2 separate regions of the Homo sapiens genome follow, and region 2 is linked to region 1. A link is a loop called in an ENCODE intact Hi-C map of the cell type or tissue named here. Cell type or tissue: natural killer cell. All regions are shown on one strand. Links, peaks and the distances in the headings refer to the core of each region. The heading gives the core; the rest is flanking DNA.

Region 1 (2,914 bases), core at 97-2,596:
TAAGGAAAAACTGGAAGCCGCAAGACATAAATGGCTCAACTTCCTTCGCTCTGGTTCAACTTATCCCAGTCTCCATCTAGTTCTTCCCTGAATGCCTCATGCATACATGATCCTAACCCTGTACACACTCTTGGAATTGTTCTTTTCTTTAACCCCTTGCCATTCTTGTGATTTCTGCCTGTCTCCCACTCCCGCTTATAAACACCCTCCGGTTTTGCAACCTCTAACAACTTCTGCCGTGGCTTCTCCCGCTGCTATGGCCTTACCTCCCTTCCTTCACCAACCAGCTTCCTGAACCATCTTTGCTTCCTCCCCTTCCATTCGCTTCTCTGCCCTCTGCCATATGGATTCCTCCAGCCAGCACTCTGTGGATCTATCTTGCTCCCTGCAAGAGCGCTGATGACTTGGTCATTTCCAGACCCTGCGGCTGGAAATGGTCTTCCTCCTCAACCAGAGACCTTCTTCCTTTTGTTCCAGAGACCTTTCTCTATACCAAATGTAACTCTGTACTATCAATTGTATTTTAATTCAATTTCTTGGTCTTCCTCCTTGACACTGCACAGGACACTGTCGACTCCCTTCTTCTCTCCTGCTCTCCTTCCCTCTCAGCTCACTCTTCAGCTTATTCTGTTGGTTTCACTTCTTTACCTAACTATTTTGGAATACATTTTGACTTTCCTCCCCCTTTTTTTTAAACCAACATTTCTGGTCAATCTCATCTATTTTGATGGCTCCTATGACCCTCTACCTAGTAGTAGCCTCAAAAAGAATATCTTTCTTGAACTATACATTCACTTTCTTCGGTCCCCTGTATTCAACTCCATATTGGACCTTTCCAGGTGATGTTCCACCAGCCCCTCAAACACAACTGAAACAAACATGAATTCTACTTTTTCCAGTGTCTGTACCTCTCCTCTCTGTCCTGTCTTGATCAATGGAATTACCACTTACTGAGTCTTCCAAGCTAGAAATATTGGAACCAGCTGAGTTCTCCTTCATCTTCATCTCCTCCAACCATCTACGCAACAAGTCCCATGGATTTTTCTGGTTATTTTTGTTGCATTTCATCACTGCTCTTCAGTCTTTTAGCTCTGGAACTTCAGACATTTTCTCTTAATAATTTCATGATTCCAATAGATGTTTAATTACTTATCCCCTTGCTCTTTCACGCTGCCTTTTCCACCCCTACACGGGCCATGTGAGCTGTCTTTTAAAAAAATCTCTTCCTTGCTTTGAAACATGAAGCAGATTCTCTTTGTCTGAACTATAAAGTCCAGACTCATGACCCACACAACCTCTTTATTACAGATCAACTTCAAAATTTTAAGGGGATTCCATTATGGCTAAAGATATATATTAAACAAGGCATTTTAAAAAGATGTTTTGGTTTCTTAAAATGGATCCTTCTGAATAGCCTTGAAATTGTTCAAAAGAACTCTAAAGAAAACAATCTTCCCTTACACACTACTAAAGATGTAAACAGACATACAGTACTATTTTGTTTTTTTTAAAAAAGGCTTAGTAAACACAAAGAGGAGTTACATACTGAAACCCACAGCTGATTTAATTTGCAAAACCACAGCGTTAGCTTGACTAAAGTAAAGATGACACAGATAAAATGCAACCAGAAAACTGAGATAAAAGATACAGGATAAATAACTTAAGCTGATGGTTTAGCAAGCAAACATCATGGGTGTAACATGAAGATCTGAGAAGTGACTTCGGTCCAGGAAACTCACTCCACAGAGTCCCTAGGAGCAGCAGGTTTTTAGGAGAATCACAGCATGCTGGAATATCGTCATCTATTCTTGCACTTGTGAGGAGGTGGTCACCGTGATGCAGGAAGAGAAATAAGATTTTAAAGTTGAAGTTGAGGGGTCTAATTTCTTATTTTACTATTTTTATCTCTATGTTAGGAAGATTTGGGGAAAATTCTCAGAGACAGTCTTTATCCTTAGGGTGTAAGAGAAGGGGGCGACGAGAAACTTCATTCAGAGCTGAACTAGGGCTATTGATTCTCCGGTGAGACATTTAGAGAGTCCCAAGTGCATGGTCACGCGCAGAGAGGCAGGTCCCGTCAGCGGTGACATGTGCTGCCGTTAAAAGCAGGGCAGAAGGTGAGAGCTTGGGCCTGGGCTGCATGAGTGGGAATTAATCAGGCAATTCTTGGGGTTCTTTCTACTCATTGGCCTATCTGCTAACATTTCAGCAATAGGCAATAAAAAGTTAAGGTTTAAAAAGAAAAGTTACGTATCCTCATTAGGAACATAAATGACCACAGTCAGATACCTTATACTACGCTCACTAGGAAGAAATATTCATTAGTCACCAACTAGGTGCCAGGAAAAGAACTGGCAAAGGAACTTCTGGGTAATAAAAGAGCCCTGGTCCCAGCCCTTGAGGACTGGGGCAGATAAGAGCTGTGCATTGTTTGGGCCAGGGAAGGAGGGACATGCCTTTTTCTAGATCATCTAGTGACTCCTTTGTAATTTTTTTTCTTTTGAGATAGTCTCGCTCTGCCACCCAGGCTGGAGTGCAGTGGCAGTTTCGGCTCACTGCAATTTCCACCTCCTGGGTTCAAGAGATTCTCCTGCCTCAGCCTCCTGAGTAGCTGGGACTACAGGCATCCACCACCACACCCAGCTAATTTTTATATTTTTAGTAGAGATGGGATTTCGCCAAGTTGGCCAGGATGGTCTCGAACTCCTGACCTCAGGTGATCTGCCTGCCTCGGCCTCCCAAAGTGCTGAGATTACAGGTGTGAGCCACCGTGCCTGGCCTGTATCTTTTTCTGTTAACCATGATTTTGTGGCAGCAAGTACAATATCAGATATTTTTCTTCACTCTCCATCAAAAAAGGAAACATTTAATAATCTAAAAACAGGCCAGGTTCTAGAAATTCTCTTTACCTCTT
Region 2 (2,914 bases), core at 110-2,609, 66 kb before region 1:
CTTGATGAGATGACAGAAAGAATCTTACTGGCTGGTGCAAAGGAGAAGGGTTAGGGTACCACACAGCTAGACCTGTTGGGATTAGGAAGGGGCAGCCCAGAGCCCACTGAGGAAACTAGTAGTAGAAAGACCAGTGAGAGGAGAAACACTGTCTTCATTTCCCCCAGGGCTATGGTACGGCAGAAGGTGATGGAGCTAGGAGTTTGACCTTGAACCTGAACTGTTGTGCTCTTTTCTGGGATGTGTGGGTGGGGGTGTTGCAGGGTGCAAGGAAAGGAACATAGTGGCTTATTGCCCCAGAAGACCATACTTATGATCATGACTTGTCTGGGCTGGGTGTGGAAGTGGTACCCCCTACATCCTCCCTCCAGTTCCCCAGAAAGCCTTGCTCCATCCCCTAGGGGGTCCACGTCGGGCCATGCTCATCCCCCACTGGACTCACCATCACACTTGAGTCCTTGCCGTGCCAGTCCCCACAGCAGGGTCCCACAGTGTTCACAGAAGGTCGGGCTCTTGTAATTGTAGACTTTAAATCTGTGTGGCATGTCAATTTTGAATCTCTCCTTGTGGAACTGAAAGAAAGGCAGAAGGTGAAATCTGTGTATTCCTGGGGCCCCGACTTTGGATGTTCTTGCAGATACCTTAGCATAACTAACAGAGATCATAATGAAAACACTGGCATTGTGTGCATTTTAAACCATCATTGTCACTTGTCAAGCCCTACAGTCATGCCTGAAGAAGGCAGGCAGCCTCAGCAACTGTACGTGACGGGGCATGCTTGCCTTCTGCATGTAGCAAGAACCTTGCAGACAGCTGAAATCTGAGGCATTCACACAGACAGGCTAAAAGCTCAGGAAGACTGCATGAGGGTTATTTTAAAAAGTGCTAAGGAAACAGTGCTCCCATTTAAATAGATGAAGATTCCCTTCCTGTTTTACTATAAATATTTCCTTTTCTCTTTCAGTCCAGAACTAGTGCTTTTAACCTTTGGAAGATGTAAAAAAAAAAAAAAAAAATGCCTTCTTTAAAGGAAACATTTCTATGGGTTTATCAGTATTACTGCCTAATGTGAGAAGCATTTTCACACCTATTATTCATGAACTGAGGTGGCAAGAGGAGGGAGCAGTTCCTGCCAGGTGCGGTTAACAAATATGTCACACGCATCATCTATTACATAGGTGATATCTCACGTAATCCTCAGAATACCCCTTTTGAAGTCGCTTCTATTAGTATCCTCCTTTGACAGACGAGGAAATGAAGCACAGAGAAGGTAAGAAACTTGCCCAGGACACGCAGCTCTAGAGCTGGGATATCTATAAGCTTGGCAGTCAGAATCAGAGCCCAGCCATTCTCTTTTCTGTCTCAAAATAAATGTGAAGGCTTATCGGGGTAGGGAGAGGGGAGTGGGAGAGGGATGCTAGTGATCGACATGGAATTTTTTTAAAAAACAGTTTTCCAGAGTTTAAATCAAACTTATTGCAGGAACAACAAAACACTTGGATAGTTGGATTCCTGGTAAGAATGTGAATATTCTTGTGCAGGATAAAATGCTTTATTTTCTAAAGGTTTATAATCTCTGCAGAAGTTTCTAATTCAACAGTTCCTTTGGGAAGGTGCATAGCAAAGATGCCTTATTCATCAGCACAGCAATAGATCTAACGTTCCCGCCAGGGGTACTGGTCAGCGTTGGTTCTTTAGAAAGCCTGTGTAGAATCGATTAAAAATTGCTCAGCACTTACTACAGCCATTTTCAACCAAGAAAAAAATAATTTTCGGGACTCACTTATATTCCACAGTTTAAATATGGACAATTAATAGGTCAAGGTCCAGGCTGGAAGGGGACCACTTCGAATCTTGAATGCAGGGGCAAACAGCTCAAGACACCATGGCTGATGAAGACGCTATGTACACGCTTTCCAGTATGAAAACCAATGAGCTACATGGGGCTGGCGAACACTTGAAAGGTGGTGAGTTAGAGTTGAGATGTGCTGGACGTGTAAAATAATACATCCTGGAGTTTGAAGACTTTTGTATAAAATTACTTAAGATATCTGAATTTTTCAAATGTCGATTTTTTGTTGAAATGATATTTGAACAGATTGGATTAAATAAAATGTATTATTAAAATTAATTTCACCCATTGCTTTTTCCTTTATTTAATGTGGGCTACTTGGAAATGTAAAATTACACATGTAGCCCTCATTCTATTTATTTCTATCGGACAATACTGCTCCAGGGGTAGAGGAACAAAAGAATCCCAAAGATGATGTCCCCTTGAGTGAACAAGAAATCAAAATATCCTGGGAGAAGATAATATCACAGACATTTATTTATGTAGCTGACAGTTTCTCAAGACTTTGTACCAGGAACTTTGTTAGTCATTGAGGTTAACAGTGATTCAGAGATTTGCGTTTTTTTCTAGAAAAGCTGAAGGCATCAAGTAAAGGAAGAAGTCTGGGAGGTGAAAATTTGATCTAAGCAAGCAAAAACATGGTCTGAGAGATTGTGATCTTAATTTTAGTACCAGCTCTGCCACGTACAGGTGATCAAACATGAACAAACTACTTTAACCTCTTTGAGTCTTAGCAGAATCACCGGTTAGCACAAGTTTATCTCCTTCTGCTTCTAAATGTTAGGAGAAATTCTACTCTGGAAAAACCCAGCCACTTCGCCTTCTCTGAACCTGCCCCTTTGTTGGAGAAAATCATACTCCTGAGCAGGCTGACTCCGTCAAATTCAAATGGACTTTCAGCTCTGCTCCACAGTCTGACTGCTTTTCACGAGTCACCTTGCTTTCTCTAAGATAATTATCTCATAGATCTTCCTTTTTCCTCGAAGGCACTTGTTGCTTTCTCTTTTCCTTCCTCCAGCCATCAAACTCCATGGGGGACACATGCAGTCTAAGGGAAGCGCC

Evidence for each region. Hi-C counts contacts between places; a loop is a spot of excess contacts. Peaks named below come from ENCODE experiments on the same cell type or tissue, not always from the same donor. Only the 100,000 strongest peaks of a DNase experiment are listed, where the experiment ranks them.
Region 2: it touches region 1 in a loop (3-fold over the local background); 8 of 110 quality-filtered maps call a loop at or near these places.

Annotation. Positions count from the first base shown.
Region 1 is chr10:6,556,879-6,559,792 of GRCh38, forward strand. All of the region lies in intron 1 of PRKCQ (protein kinase C theta), which reads right to left. Among named protein-coding and RNA genes, the nearest start is that of PRKCQ, 22 kb to the right of the region's middle. In natural killer cell, for the core only: no CTCF peak of the experiment used is centred there; DNase peaks (open chromatin) are centred at 1,613 and 2,073; H3K27ac peaks cover 2,300 bases.
Region 2 is chr10:6,491,241-6,494,154 of GRCh38, forward strand. It overlaps PRKCQ (protein kinase C theta), which reads right to left. Exons shown (of 18, transcript NM_006257.5): 8 at 443-572. It overlaps LOC107984202 (a long non-coding RNA gene), which reads left to right and starts at 1,229. Exons shown (of 2, transcript XR_001747350.2): 1 at 1,229-1,270; 2 at 1,819-2,136. In natural killer cell, for the core only: no CTCF peak of the experiment used is centred there; DNase peaks (open chromatin) are centred at 781, 1,171 and 2,421; H3K4me3 peaks cover 1,379 bases; H3K27ac peaks cover 2,500 bases.